Linked DNA regions of Homo sapiens: region 1 is linked to region 2. Evidence: chromatin loops called from intact Hi-C (ENCODE). Cell type or tissue: ovary. All regions are shown on one strand. Region 1 overlaps KATNIP (katanin interacting protein). Region 2 overlaps GTF3C1 (general transcription factor IIIC subunit 1).

Region 1 (8,000 bases), 93 kb after region 2:
TAAGCCTAGTCACAATTAAGCCGCTGCCCTCTGAGAACACAGTGACCTGCCCTTTGTGTTCAAAGGGCCCTTGTGTTCAAAGGGTCCTCATTGCCAGAGGCTCTGCCATTTCCCCAGCTTGCATGACCTTGAGCAAGTCCCTAAACCTCCCTGGGGTCTGTTTCCTCTTCTGTAACAGGAGACTAAAGATGCCGGCACCTCCCTGGGCTGCCATGAGGACAAAAGGATAGACTGGGTTAAAGCTCTGGCTCAGACAAAGGTCCAGGTGAGGCCCCCAGTGATGCTGGTTCTCTCCTTCCTTCTTTCTGCCTGGATCTTCTCCTGGGGCTGCAGGCCCAGCACTTTTGTGGGCAAGTTTTCCTGTAAGTTTCCCTTTGAAACTTTGTGTTCAAAGGGCCCTTGTGTTCACTGGGTCCTCCTTGCCATCTAGGTCCCTGCCCCGGTGGCCCACGAGGAGGAGACTCCTCCCCGAACCACCCCAGCCCCAGCCATGTCAGGTCCCTAGACTGCCTCATCACACCCTGTACTCCCCACTCACTCCTTCACTTCCTCATCTGTGCAGGTGATCCCAAAGGCCAACATGGGCATAAAATGGAAATGATGGGTGTGGTGTGCATCACGTGAATAGTAGCTGTGAGCACTAGGGTATTCATCCATGTCTCCTGCCCCAACTTGAGATCCTTGGGGTCACTTGTTCCAGAAACAGGCATTGAGGCCAGACGCAGTGGCTCATGCCTGTAATCCCAGGACTTTGGGAAGCCAAGGTGGGTGGATCCACTGAGCCTAGGAGTTTGAGACCAGCCTGGACAACACAGGGAGACCCTGTCTCTACAAAAAAAAAATACAAAAATTAGCCGGGTGTGGTGGCACGCACCTGTAGTCCCTGCTACTCGAGAGGCTGAGGTGGGAGGATTGCTTGAGCCCAGGAGATCAAGGCTGCAGTGAGCTGTGATCACACCACTACACTCCAGCCTGGGCACCAGAGCAAGACCCGGGAAAAAAAGAAAAGAAAGAAATAGCCATTGAGAGCTTTCCTCATTCAGCAGGCACCATGGCCCATAGGACAGAGGCTCAGAGTCCAGTGCGGGGGAAGAAGAATAAACAAATACACAGATACATCCATAATATAACATTAGCCAGTGATAGTGTGCCATTGGAAAAAGTTGAACCGGCAAGCCAGTAGAGGGTGGCAGGGCAGCAGGAGGGAAGAGTTCGATTTTAGATAGGGCAGGAGAGGAATCTGATTTATCTGAGTCCCCTCTGCCCAGGACAGCTTTTTATGCAAAGTAGGCTATCAATTTTTAAAAAACACTTTTCTTTGATGCCACCTGGATATTACTGATGCACTCCATTGCAGTAGGGGAGTTCCTTTAGCAATTCCTTTCCAGTCTGAATAATTATCTCCTAATTTATCAGTTTCATAAATCTACATTTTCATAAATCATTCTGCCTAAGGAGGGGCACCCGTGGACTGCCAGTCTCAGATCCTGGATAGCTGGATGCCGTGACTGTTAACGTGGCATCAGAAGGCAGGGAGAGAAGTTGAGGCAGGCTGTCTGCCTGGGTGATCAGATTCCCCACTCTGCCCCGCCACAGGCCTCCCAGGACCTAGGCTCCTGCTCCCTCCCTGGAGACTGACGGTGCCTACATTGTCCCTTGATTGTTTGCTCTTGCAAGCGTAGCTATTGCTGTGTTTGGAAATTGTCTCTTAGTTACTTGTGTTTTTCTTCCGTTTTATGTTGTTGCCCAACAATCAGGCATCTCCCAGGCTTCCAAGGCTGGCAAGAGATAAGCAGCCTGTAATAAATGTTCCTGCCACAATTGGTGAAAAGATGAATGTATCAGCTGCTAAAGAAACATTTAAAAAATAAACAAAGAAATCACCCACAATGCCACCACCTTCCCTCAACAACTCATTTCATGTTACATTTATCACCTTCCACACTGGGTCCACAAACACACAGTTTTCCAACATTACCTTTACTACATATGCCTTTTTCTTTTCATTTCATTTCTTTTCTTTTTTCTTTCTTTCTTTTTTTTTTTGGAGACAAGGTCTCTGTCTGTCACCCGGGCTGGAGTGCAGTGGCATGATCATGTCTCACTACAGCCTCAACCTCCCCAGTTCAAGCCATCCTCCTGCCCCAGCCTCCCAAGTAGCTAGAACCACAGGTGCACGCTACCACGCCCAGTTAATTTTTATATTTTTTATAGAGACGGGGTTTCACCATGTTGCCCAGGCTAATCTCAGAACGCCTGGGCTCAAGCAGTCCAGTCTGCCTGCCCCAGCCTCCCAAAGTGCTGGGATTACAGGCATGAGCCACTGTGCTCTGGCCTCTGTATCATTTTTATTCTGCCTTTTTCATCACCACTCCCCCGCCCCCCACTGAACAGATCACAGTCCCCCATGTTTCTATAGAGTCTTCATAATGATAACATCTGTGTAATAGCAGCTTCCACTTCTCTGGTGTTGGACATTTGGGTTGCTTCCAGAGTTTTGTTATTACTGAACACTGACTATCTTCTTGCCCAGAGTTCATATGCTTAGGAACAATTTGCCGGAATGTGCTTACTGGGCAAAGACCAAACATATGGCATTTTCTATATTTTCATACTACTTCTGAGAAGGTTCTATGAATTACCAGCGATGTCTAAGTTTGCCAGTTTCAACATCATCTTGCTAGCTTTACAAGTTGTCTTCGTTTTGGTGTAGACTCTGGAGCCAAATTGCCTAAGTTTGCATTCTACCCCTGCCACATACTATAATAGCTATGTGACCTTGGGCAAGTTCTTTAACCTTTCTATGCCTTATACTCCTTATCTACTAAATGGAGATAATAAAAGTGATTATGGCCAGGCACAGTGGCTCACGCCTGTAATCCCAACACTCTGGGAGGCCGAAGTGGGCAGATGGTCAGGAGTTTAAGACCAGCCTGGCCAACATGGTGAAACCCTGTCTCTACTAAAAACACACGCAAAAAAAAAAAATTAGCTAGGTGTGGTGGCACATGCCTGTAGTCCAAGCTACCTGGGAGGCTGAGGTAGGAGAATCAGAATCGCTTGAACCCCAGGAGGTGGAGGTTGCAGTGAGCCGAGATCGCACCACTGCACTCCAGCCTGGGTGGCAGTGCGAGACTCCGTCTCAAAAAAAAAAAAAAAAGTGGTTACCCTGTAGGATTATTGTGAAGAGTAACTTCTTCATATCGTTGATCATCATTATTCTCTGACTTTCTGTCTGTGAATTTGTGTCATCATTAAAACTGATCTGTAACCCCACAGTCAATACTTGCTGCATTTTTGCGGTCACTTGCAGACACGTGCAGAGAGGCAACATCTTTAGTCCCCCGATACACACGTTCCCAGCTGATATAGAACAAGGCAATTCTCTGCCTCTCATACTATAAACAAGTGTCCTTTTTGCCTTGTACGTAGTGCCATGTTTTTCACATTTTTGTGCTTTCTGCTGGTGATTTCGTTGCTTAAACTGGCCTTATACATAGTGCAGAAATGCTGTTCAGTGTTCCTAAGCATGAGGCTGTGATATGCCTTATGAAGAAAATACATATGTTAGGAAGCTTTGTTCAGGCATGAGTGATAGTGCTTTTGGCTGTGAGTTTGGTGTGAATGAATCAACGGCGTAATAAGGCATCTTTAAACAGAAACACACATACACAAGGTTCTGTGTTGATTGGTTCATGAAAATGTGAACAAAGACTCACAGGCACCTGACCCTGTATTTCCTCTAGAAGCAGTAGTTCCAAATTCTCTAATTCAGAATTCACGGTGACTTTCTAGACCGCTCGTACTGCGAATAATGAGAATCGACTTTAGGTTTTTAGAACAGAGTTTAGCATACAGTATGCACCTTTTATGTGATTGCTATTATTTTTTAAAATTTAAATTTTGCTAATTTGATTGGCACTTATTTAATTACTGAAGAAGAGGCACACTTGTTGCTAGGTTGGCTGGTTGTCTGTATAAATGTTGTTGATGTAGGAGTGTCTAAAGCTGTGTATAAAATGCAGGCGAGTCTGGCGTCCAATGGAAGCAGTTCTCTGGGGGCTGAAGAAGACACTGTACTCTGCATATGGCAGTGTGACATCAGGATTGGGTAAAGGACCAGGCCCAAGGTGTAAGGATGGGCTTCAGTGAAAGCTAAATTAGGGACCTGGCAACACTCCTGCCTTTTAGCCAAAAGATGTGATAATCCTATTGTTAACCTTGAACCAACGCCTGCATTGATATATTTTTTAACTGCATTAGAATATGACATGATGGCCTTTGAAATATCAGGGGTGAGTGTTTTGAGAACACATCTATTCACTGAAGCAAAACGTTAGCCCACCTGGTCTGACGAAAGCTGTTTTCTGATTTGTAAATGGGTGGTATGAAATCTCTCTCACAAAGCCTGAGAGCCTAAAAACCCCTTTTTGTTACACATCAAACAAAGTTTCACACAAAGTGAAATTGCATAAAATTGGGATCTTTTCAGAAAGCCCAGGCTGTATGATAGCAGTGTGTAAACACACGCCTCCTCTCTGCCTTGGCCAGCACGGGGCATGAACTGGGTGTGTTCTTTTTCGCTAATGTGTATTTGAGCCTCAGAATGAGAGCTGCAGAAACTTCCCTGTAGGGCCCCAAACTGTCTGCCCCTCGTGGCTTCTCTAAGTGGGTAATGGGCCTGTCAGAGGCTGTTTGTAGACAAACAGCTGGGCACACGCCCCCTGGGCTCTGATTAGAGACGCTTCACTGTGGGAACAGCAGTTCACTCCTGGCTTGGGGGTACAGCAGCCCAGACTCTCAAATGATGAGGAGGAACAACCCACCGTTTCTCTTTCAGGATATTAAAGCATTTGAAAAGCAAGGACCCCGTGCAATTGAGGCTGGAGCACTTGGAGCAAGGTTTCTCTGTCTATGTCAACGGTGCCAATTCGGAGCTGAAATCATCACCGCGGAAAGCTATTCACTCTGACTTCTCCAGAAGTGCCTCCCACACGGAGGGGACACACGGTGAGCACAGGCCCTCCAGGCTGAGTCTCAGCTCTGTTAATCAAAATTAATTAGGGGCAGGGTGCAGTGGCTCACACCTGTAATCACATCACTTTGGGAGGCTGAGGCGGGTGGATCACTTGAGGCCAAGAGTTCCAGACCAGCCTGGGCAACATGGTGAAACCCTATCTCTACTAAAAATACGAAAATTAGCCAGGCATGATGGCATGCACCTGTAGTCCCAGCTACTGAGGAGGCCGAGGCACAAGAATCACTTAAACCTGGGAGGCGGAGGTTGCAGTGAGCCGAAATCGCACCACTGCACTCCAGCATGGGTGACAGAGCGAGACTCTGTCAAAAAAAAAAAAAAAAAAATAGGGATTATGGAACCACATCCTGTGCATGTGAACAACGAACACAAGTTAACTACACCCGCATGGCCAGAAAGAGAGCATAAGAATGAGAAAGAGAAATCCTGTTTTATTCCTGTTTAAACTAGTCTTGGCCTCTACTACCCCAGAGCAAAGGCAGCCAAAGCAGTAAATTTCTAGCTTTTACATTTCCTGGGTCTTAAGTCAGTACTTTAAGGAAATGTCTAGGGAAATTTTGGATTATATCTGATTTTTCACTTAGTATGTTTTAACTTTAGTACCTAACCCCTGTGTAATATTTGATTTTACCACTCATTTCTGTATTTAGTTAATCTATACTGTGCATACTTTAAATGGATTTCACGTGCCCTATAAGAAAACCACAGGAAGCTTGTGTGTAATAGAAAAATTCCCAACCCAGCCTAGCATAGACACGGAAAATGATTGGGCAGTTGAATGAATGAAACAGCAGAGCACGTGGAGTCAGGATACCATGGGGAAGCCACTTAGTCTCTCTGTGCCTTTGTTTGCTCATCTTTAAAATGGGACTCAGTTAGACATGGTGGCTCAGGCCTGTAATCCCAGCACTTTGGGAGGCCAAGGTGGGCAGATCGTTTGAGCTCAGGAGTTAGAGGCCAGCCTGGGCAACATAGTGAGACCCTGTATCTGCAAAAAATACAAAAGTAGCTGGGCATGGTGGTGCATGCCTGTAGTCTCACCTACTCAGGAGGCTGAGGCAGGAGGACTGACTGGGCCCGGGAAGTCAAGGTTGCAATGAGCTATGACTATGCCACTGTACTCCAGCCTGGGTGACAGAGCAAGACCCTGTTTCAAAATAAATAAATAAATATTTAAAAAACAATAATAAAATGGGACTGGCGAGACTGCTTATCCCAAGTAGCTGTCAGAATGCCTTTAAGGTAGGCTGCCTTGTTGGAGAGGCCAGTGTGCTACCAAGCAAGTTACAAGAAGATCTGGAATGAGGCAGACTGGATTTGAATGAACCCTGTTCTGCCACTTTCTGGCTTTGAGACCTTAGGCAGTTAGGACCTCTCTGACCCTCAGTTTCCTCTTGCATAAAATGGGAATAATTATGCCCACCTTGCAGGCTTGCTGGGAAGATTAAATGATGTAAGAAATGTAAGCTGTCTGTCACACAGTAACTGATTTGTGTTATTCTAATCTATGGCCTCACAGACATGGTAAGATCCCAAGCCATTAATATATAGTAAAAGTCAAAACAACAACAAAAGGGCAAGAAGAGAAAATGATTCCTGAAATGGTTTCCTAGGAGAGCCACTACAGTTGAACTCAGAGTGTAGCTTGAGCTCCCCAGCCCCCAGGGCAAAGAGGGAAACCAGTGGCTCTCCTAGTTTTCACAGTGGAGGCAGACCTGCTGCTGCTAGTAAGGAGAATTCAGCTTTTCCTGGTCCAGGTTTCAGGGAGGAACAGATAACAGGATTCTGTGTACTTGGAACACCAGCAGTACCTTCATTCATTCATTCATTCATTCAGCAAAGAGATTCACCCTCTACACTCTTTTACACAAATGGTGACCTCTTGTACCTACTGTCCTGAACCTTGTCTCTGTAGCTTAGAGACTCTTCTCTGTATATACAGACCTGCCTGATCCGGCCATATATTATACATATTATTCCATGGCATGGATATATATACTGGAACTTATTTACCCATTCCTTTTTTGCTCAACATTTAGCTTGTTTTCTGATGTCTTGTTGCCACAACCACGCTGTAGTCAATGTCCTCATACACAAGACTTTGGGCACACTGATACGCATTTTAGACATGAGTTACAAACCAACCCAGTACTGTGAGCTTGTCATCAGTGCCTCACCAAGTCTCCTTCCCTCGTCTCTGGTGCAGATTATGGACGAAGAACTCTGTTTCGAGAAGCTGAAGAAGCCTTAAGACGCAGTTCACGGACAGCCCCCAGTAAAGTCCAGCGCCGAGGATGGCACCAGGTCTGGAGACTGTGGCCCCAGCCCACGCTTTAGAATACAGAGTGTGGGTGGCTGTGGGAATAGAAATACAATCAGAGCATTTAAAACCCCCATGGGCCAGGCACAGTGGCTCCTTTATGCAATCCCAGCATTTTGGGAGGGTGAGGTGGGAGGATCACTTTGAGCCCAGAAGTTCGAGACCAGCTTGGGCAACAAAGTGAGACTTCATCTCTACTAAAAATAAAAATAAAAAATTCGCCAGGTGTGGCAGCACGTACCTCTAGTCCCAGCTACTCAGGAGGCTGAGGTGGGAGGATTGCATGAGCCCAGAAGTTTAAGCCCGCAGTGAGCTACAGTTGCACCACTGCACTCCAGCCTGGGCAACAGAGCAAGAGCCTGTCTAAAAAAAAAAAAAAAAACACCCTATGGGGAGTAGGTGGGTCTGGCTGGGCATGGTAGTGTGCCCTTTCTGCATGTGGAACTGACCTTTGGAGAGACCGCTCTGCTGCACGGCCCTCCCCTTTGGATGTGGCCACTCCAGCCCCACTTGGGGGTATAGGAAGGTCAGACTCAGAGTCCCATCATGATGACTCATTCATTCAGCTATTTTTTTATTGAGTACCCACTATGTGCCAGGCACAGTTCTGGATGTCAGGGATACAGTGGGTGCATATGACAA
Region 2 (8,000 bases):
CAGGGGATAGTCATGGAAGATCTTCATACCCAATATGTCTGAAACTGAGATTTGTCCTGTGCCTCCTCCTCACCCAAATCTGCTCCTCTTTCTGACCTATTTATTCAACTCCCATTCAGCAAATATTTACTGAGCCTCTACAGGGGGCCAGGCACTGTCTTCATCGTGGGGGCCCGCAGTGAGCAAGCAGACATGATCCCTGCGTCAGAAGCCTGCCTTTGCGCTGCCTCAGTGAGCAGCAGCCACTCCAGCGAAACTCACTGGCTTCATCTCGAGATCCTCCTTCTTCAGTCACCTCTACATCCCAGTGCAGGCACTCACCACGTCCTGTTAGTTTCACCTCCAAAATGTTTCTCAAACAATTCCAGCCCTCATGACCACAACCTCGCCACCTTCTTCCCATCCCCTTCCCTCCACCAGCTCATATGCCTAGACTGCAACCTCCACCTCCCAGGCTCAAGCGATTCTCTGGTCTCAGTCTCCCGAGTAGCTGGACTGGTGCATACCACCACCCCTGGCTAATAACTTCTTCATTTCTACACGGCCAGCAGCAGTGCATAAGGCTAAAGTTTCAAGGCTAAAGTCCCCACTCCTCAGCCAGCACTCCAGTCCTTTCTGATTGGGCCCCTACCTTCCTATCCAGCCACACAATGTGCCAGCTGCCCTCTGGATTACTGCCCACTTCTAAGCATGTTGCATGGCCTTCCACAACTCATGCCTTTGCACCAGCTCTTCTCCTTTCCCTCAAATGCCACTTCCCCTCTGTCTATGTGGGGAAAAGCCCAGCTCAACTGTGCTTTTGGCACAGCTCTTTGAGGCTTTCCCCAGTTCTCTAAAGAAAGCACCCCTTTCCCTCTACTGGCTCAGCTACATCCTTCCAGGTATGTGTTCACACGCCTGCCCTTCTGATTAGACAGCTCCACGACAGTGTGAGACCTGTCATCCTGGCTAACTTTCACCATCTTATTGTGGAACACAGTTCTAACTCAACATACACACTCCCTGAAGTATCTGTTCAATGAATAAGTGAAAGGCTGTCCAGTAACAGTCAAGGCTTGCTGCTAACACAGTCCACAGGGCTGACCTGAAACCAGACTAGCCCTGTCTCCCTGCCCCCGAGTGACTTGGTAGGAGAGAGGGTTTCAATCTCCAGAGTCTGCATGGGCTGGACAAGTAACATTAATCCACACGGTGGCCAGGTATTTGTTTATTAAGCCGGTAGGAAATTCCTTCGTTTCTGCCAGGGTTTCCTGAGAGGCCTTCTCCATCTATCTTTGATTTTCTACTCTGATAAACTGAGACACAGAGAAGCAAAACACTTCTCCCCTACTACAAACAGCAGTGCTCATGGAGTGACAAATGGCCCTGCCTCCCTGCCTCATGTCGGAGAGGTGACAGGAAGCAGGTGGACTGCGGGGGACCCAGCTAGTGCACAACTAGTTCCAGCTAACTGATGTCAGGAGAGACGGCAGGCCCAGGCTTCTCATTTCTGGAGACAGACTGGAAACCTAGATTTTTATGGAAAGTCTCAATTTCTTAAAAAATGCTAGGTCAAATTTATTTTTAACAGACCAAGTCTGGGCCACAAGCCTCCAGACTGTAACCACTGCTTTAAAGAGGCTTAGGCAGGCAGTGAATCTAGCAATGTGGAAGACACCTCCTCCCCCTGTGAACAATGAAATCAGAGAACTCCATCGATGCAACGTGGGGAAAGAACAAGGACTGTCCTGGTGCCTGCGGTCAGACAGAAGACCACTCATTAGGGGACTAACTACTAGTCACCAAAGAGCTTGACTTCAAATGTTCAGTTTTAAGTTCTGGTTTCACCTACAGGGCCATGTTGTTTTCCTCCCATCTCTAACGTTGGCTCTTTCCTGACTTGCACTGAAACCTTCCAGTCAGATTGGAAGCAGCTCCCCTCCGCCTTTCTCCCTCTCGCGCTCCCTTCGCCACAGCCTCTGCTCTGGGGCCCAAAGACGAAGCAGGTCAACAGCTGCCTTCCTCCCTGCGTCCTCTCCCCTCCCCCTCAGGACAGCCGCTCTGCTATTTCAGTACAAAACCACTGGGAACAAGATCATAAGCTTGATTACAGAAGTAAACCTAAATGCCGCATTTTCCTATTCCGTCTGAACTTTGATAATAGGTCCTAGAACGAACTCCAGGGGAGAAATGGAAGTCAGGCAAAGGCAAGAATTTAAATGAAGGACAAAGCACTCTTATTCTAAAAAAACAGCTGGGCACAGTGGCTCACCCCTGTAATCCCAGCACTTTGGGAAGCTGAGACAGAAGGATACTTGAGGTCAGGGGTTCAAGACCAGCTTGGCCAACATGGTGAAATCTGTCTCTAACAAAGATATGAAAATTAGCAGGGCGTGGTGGCGGGCACCTGTAATCCCAGCTACTCGGGAGGCTGAGGCAGGAGAATCGCTTGAACCTGGGAGGCGAAGGCCGAAGTGAGCCACTGTCGCACCACCGCACCCCAGCCAGGGCAACAGAGCAAGACTCTGTCTCAAAAAAGAAAAGAAAAAAACAGCAAACAAAGGAAAATCTCATTTGCATCAAATCCAGAATAGGGCTTTGGGTTGCAATTCATTCCTCTATGCCTGACAAGACCTCCCGGCTATGGTACAGATCACACCCAGCCCCGCCCGTGGGAAACCCCAGGCTCACCAGCTCTTCCCTCAGCTTTCCCAGCGTCTCTATGTGGTTAGTCCGTGTGCTCAGCATGACCGAAAGCTTCTCCATGAGGATGTCGTATTTGCTCCTCCTGCAAGAAACACCGAGCAATTCGTTTTTTCAAACCTGTTGCTGAAGTCAATATTTACTGCCTGTTTCTTAAAGATGACAAAGCAAGACTTGACTTAATCATTTTACAATAAATAACAGAATCTTTTAGGTCTCAAAGATCATCCAGCCCAACTCCTACCTTCTACAGGTGGAGAGACTGTGGCTGTGAGAGGTTCTGTCACGTCCAAGGCCACCTTTCTAGAGGCAATGTATAGACTAGACTCTAGCACTAAAACTTGCATGACATGATTCTGTAAAACACCTTTCATTTTTACAATACTTTTAAGTTTAGGAAGTATCACACATATCTTCTTACAAATCACTTGGTGAGGGGCCGGGCAAAATCCCAGCACTTTGGGAGGCCGAGGCAGGCAGATCACTGGAGGTCAGGAGTTCGAGGCCAGCCTGGCCAACATGGTGAAAACCTATCTCTACTACAAATACAAAAATTAGCCAGACGTGGTGGCGGGCGCCTGTAATCCCAGCTACTTGGGAGGCTGAGGCAGGAGAATTGCTTGAATCTGGGAGGTGGAGGTTGCAGTGAGCCGAGATTGCACCACTGCATTCCAGCTTGGGTGACAGAGCGAGACTCCATCTCAAAGAAAAACAAAAAACAGATCACTTGGTGAGGAAGGATGGGGGTTATTCTACAAAGTTAACACACTTTACGAAGTTCAGGCTGGAGACACAAACCTAGGTCTTCTTCCTCTAAAACCAGTCCTCTCCTCACTCACTGGGACGCCACTCTGAAGCTCCGGTTCCTGCTCCTGACTACACTGGCGTGGCAGAGCCTACCTTCCATCTCATTTCTACCGTGAAGCGGATGTCATGATCAATGCTTCCAAGCTAACGGCCAGCAAAGGAAGCTATTTAAAAACATTGAGGGCCCTTGACTGTGTAAGTCTAGTGGGAGCTCAGGGAGGGGTGCAGGGAGAAATCTTGTGGCCAGTTCGGCTGGACAAGCACAGCTTGGCTTGACTTACAGTCCTAGCAGAAGGGAGAGCACACGTATGGGATCCAGAGACTACACCCACTTCCCCATCTGTACTGCTTCTCAATGAATGAAAGAATAAATGGAGGGACAGACAGTTAATGCATATGAGCCACTCTGCATAGAAGGCACTGTGTCACAGCCATTTAATACAAGAGGCAACGGTGGTTCAAAGAGGTCAAGTGACTGCCCAAGTGAGGGGCAAAGATGGAAATACAGATCTTGACTTAATGCAGTGTTCTCTCTCCTACCCCACAGCTGCCACCCTGTGTTCTTGGGCTGAGCACAAGCTATACACAAGTGAAGAGTTTGGTGAGACAGTTACTTAACCAATGGATAGTATGACCCAATTAAAATGTGAATTCATAAAAGATGCTTCTCTCTAATACTGTACAGTTGGCTCTTGGACAACATGGGTTTGAACTGGCCGGGTCCACTTATACACAGATTTTTTTTTTCATATTTATTGAAAAAATATATTAGAAAATATATAAAAATATATTAGAATTGTTGGAGATTTGTGACAGTTTGAGAAAACTCATAGACAAACTGTATAACATTAGAAATATTAAAAAAATTAAGAAAAAGGTATGTCATTGATGCATAAAATATAGGTGGATACTACTTTATTTTATCATTCATTACCATAAAATATACACAAATCTATTATAAAAAGTTAATCAAAACTTATGCAACCACTTACAGACCATACACGGTGCCATTTGCAGTGGAGGAAATGTAAACAAACATGAAGATGCAGGATGAAATCAAATCTGCATAAAATTAACTGTAATACACAGTGTACTACTGTTAATAACTTCGTAGCCACCTCCTGTTGCTATTGTGGCAAGCTTAAGTGTTGTGAGCATTGGCTTAAAAATGCCATATGATGGGCCGGATGTGATGGCTCACGCTTGTAATCCCAGCACTTTGGGAGGCCGAGGTGGGCGTATCACCTGAGGTCAGGAGTTCGAGACCAGCCTGACCAACATGGTGAAACCCCATCTCTACTAAAAATACAAAAAAATTAGCCAGGTGTGGTGGCACATGCTTATAGTACCAGCTACTTGGGAGGCTGAGGCAGTAGAATTGCTTGAACCTAGGAGGCAAAGGTTGCAGTGAGCCGAGATCGTGCCACTGCGCTCCAGCCTAGGCAACCAAATGAGACTGTCAAATAAAAAAAAAAAAAAAAAAGCCATGTGATGCTCATCTCATCTCTGTGTGAGTAGTTCCTCTCCAGTAAATTACTTGCTGCAGTAAAAAGTGATCTCTTCTGAGGTCGGGAGTTCAATAACAGCTTGACCAACATGGAGAAACCCTGTCTCTCCTCAAAACACAAAATTAGCTGGGCGCGGTGGTGCATCGCTTGAGCCCTGGAGGCAGAGGTTGTGGTGAGCGGAGATCGCGCCATCGCACTCCAGCCTGGGCAACAAGAGCGAAACTCCGTCTCAAAAAAAAAAAAGGTGATCTCTTGCAGTTCTCACGTATTTTTCCTCGTGTTTAGTGCAATACCATAAACCTTGACTAACACCATGGGACCCACACAAAGTGCCACTAGTGATGCTGGAAACGCTCCCAAGAAGCAGAGAAAAGTCATGACATTTCAAGAAAAAGTTAAATTGCTTGACATGTACTGTAGAGTGAGGTCTGCAGCTGCGACTGCCCGCCATTTCAATTTATCTTGTTAACAGACAATGTAAACTTATGGTATCAATAAATACAGTACAGTGTTGTAAACGTATTTTCTTAATAACATTTTCTTTTCTCTAGTTTACTTTATTGCAATAATACAAGAACAGGCTATAACACATGGAACAAAATATGTGTTAACTAACTTTATATTATTGGTAAGGCTTCTGATCAACAGTAGGCTATTAGTAGTTAAGTTTTTGGGGAGTCAAAAGTTATGTGTAGCTGGGCACGGTGGCTGACGCCTGTAATCCCAGCACTTTGGGAGGCCAAGGCGGGTGGATCACTTGAGGTCAGGAGTTCGAGACCAGCCTGGCCAACATGGCAAAACCCTACTAAACTCTACTAAAAATACGAAAATTAGCCGGGTATGGTGGCAGGTGCCTGTAGTCCCAGCTACTCGGGAGGCTGAGGCAGAAGAATGGCTTAAATCTGGGAGGCGGACATTTGACAGAGGTGCAGCAATGATGATTTTCACCCCTGGAGATCCGCAGTCAATAAAGAGTCTACGCACATGTGTCAAGCACTTTCTTTGGCCCAACCCATGTGCACTGTAAACTTTAACATTTCTATGTAATCATTCCCCCCACTTTTGGAGGATGCACCTCCCCTCCCCATTATCCCTCATTGCTGCCTACCTCCACCCCAGAGAGCTGCTGGCCAGGTACTGAGGGCTCAGGGCTTCCTCAGCTAAGGGCTGCTCTTCCCAGGCCCTGCACCAGCTTGACCTTTTCCCATTCTGGCTTCTGCCCCTCCCACAAAAAAGGGCATGAGGTTGTGCAGTGAGGGCTGAGACCTCTGCAGAGTGGTGAAACTTTTCTGTCCCTCATTCCGATGCCAGGTAATTAGGTCACCCCAATGGCAAGGATGAAGAAGTCAGAGAACCTACTCACTCCCCCAGTCTCCCTGGTCCTCAGAAGAGAATGTGCACATTTTACCAGTTTGCTGTATCACCTGGACAACAATATCCTGCTAAAATAGCAATATCACACATTGTTATCGCTTAGCAGAACCTCGCCATCTTGTCCATATAGGTTATTATGGTTGAGTGCTGCAAAACATCCAATTTGAAACTGACATAATTCAACTACAATTCTGCCACCACAAGAAATCAAATCTGACTTACTTGTATTTTTACATCTCCCCAAAATGTCACCAAAATGTTAATGGTTCCTATTGTTAGCTGTGAAGCTACAGATTTATTTTTCCTTCTTTTCTGTATAGTTTCCTAGTTTTCTAAACAAGCAGGACTTATTTTCACAAAAAAACAGATAACAAATGCCATTTTTTAAAAAAGCTATAGTCATATTCTAATTTGGCTTCTATTATTATTTTTTTAAGAGACAGGGTCTCACTCTGTCACCCAGGCTGGAGTATAGCAGTGCAGTCATGGCTCACTGCAGCCTCAAATTCCTGGGCTCAAGCGATCCTCCTACCTCAGCCTCCTGAGTAGTTGGGACTACAGGTGTGCACCACCACGCCCAGCTAATTTTTTATTTTTATAAAGATGCCATCTTGGTATATTGCCCAGGCTGGTCTGGAACTCTTGGCCTCAAGCAGTTCTCCCACCTCAGCCTCCCAAAGGGCTATGATTACAGGTATGAGCCACTGTACCCAGCTGCCCCTACAATTTTTAAAGCATACTACACATGGCTGCAACTAAAAAACCTAATGTTTTGGTCACTACAAACCATACCTGTCCACATGAAACCGGTTCAGTAGGAGGAGGATTGAGTGTTGCTGGGCTCCAGTGGGTAATCGGATCACATGGGACTGCATTGTAATCAGCCCGTTTTTGTTCAAAATTTTTCTGTGATAGTGCAGCTTCCCAGCATCAACCCTGGAGGAAAAGAGGAGCCATGTCATTTGCTTTGCTGGTAGTTTTATCAATGTATAGAGTCTCTCACTTGGACATAAACACCAGAGACACAAACCTCCTGTCCAGCCAACCTAAGAAAACAGTCACTGTGAGACCACGGCCTTGAAACAAAAAGCCATGCCTCAGGGAAGATACCACAGCAGGCCCCTGCATTTGGGATTCAGGGTGCAATGACATATAATTTAAAGCAGAGAAGCAAATCCCCCCACTTACTTGAAAGCAGTGGTGTGAAGGTCTCGCTGGAGCTCCCCTTGCCACCTGGACCGGCCTAGCCGTTCCAGGATGCAGTAGGAGAAGTCGGGCAGCTTCAGGTCGGGATCCCCCTCCTGGCCTATCAAGGCCCTGTACCGCATGGCCTGGGAGGCAACGATGATCAGTTTCTTCCCCCACCTGCAAATCGGAAACAATCGCATGAAGAAATAAGTTTAACTGATTTTAGGAAAACTGAGATAAGAAAAAGAAATGTGCAGAATCCTCATTTCCTGCTTCTGCTAGGAGTTTACAAGATCCCAAAATTAAGTTAAGCAAGTTTCAGTCTTAGAAGTGTAGTGTGCTAAAAAAGACAATAATAATAATAATAAAAGTAGTGTAGTGTGCTGAAGGAACAGAGCCAATCTTATTTCCTTGCTGATAGCCCTTCAGGGCTCGCCAAGG

What was found. A loop is a pair of places that touch in the nucleus more often than their neighbours do. Peaks named below come from ENCODE experiments on the same cell type or tissue, not always from the same donor. Only the 100,000 strongest peaks of a DNase experiment are listed, where the experiment ranks them.
Region 1: it touches region 2 in a loop (2.5-fold over the local background); 3 of 110 quality-filtered maps call a loop at or near these places.

The regions. Positions count from the first base shown.
Region 1 is chr16:27,623,821-27,631,820 of GRCh38, forward strand. KATNIP (katanin interacting protein) reads left to right here. Exons shown (of 28, transcript NM_015202.5): 4 at 4,841-5,010; 5 at 7,245-7,342. Among named protein-coding and RNA genes, the nearest start is that of KATNIP, 78 kb to the left of the region's middle. In ovary, no CTCF peak of the experiment used is centred here; a DNase peak (open chromatin) is centred at 4,561; H3K27ac peaks cover 3,024 bases.
Region 2 is chr16:27,530,621-27,538,620 of GRCh38, forward strand. It overlaps GTF3C1 (general transcription factor IIIC subunit 1), which reads right to left. Exons shown (of 37, transcript NM_001520.4): 3 at 7,560-7,736; 4 at 7,164-7,307; 5 at 2,671-2,767. Among named protein-coding and RNA genes, the nearest start is that of GTF3C1, 15 kb to the right of the region's middle. RefSeq lists enhancers at 7,948-8,000, 7,988-8,000. In ovary, no CTCF peak of the experiment used is centred here; no DNase peak of the experiment used is centred here.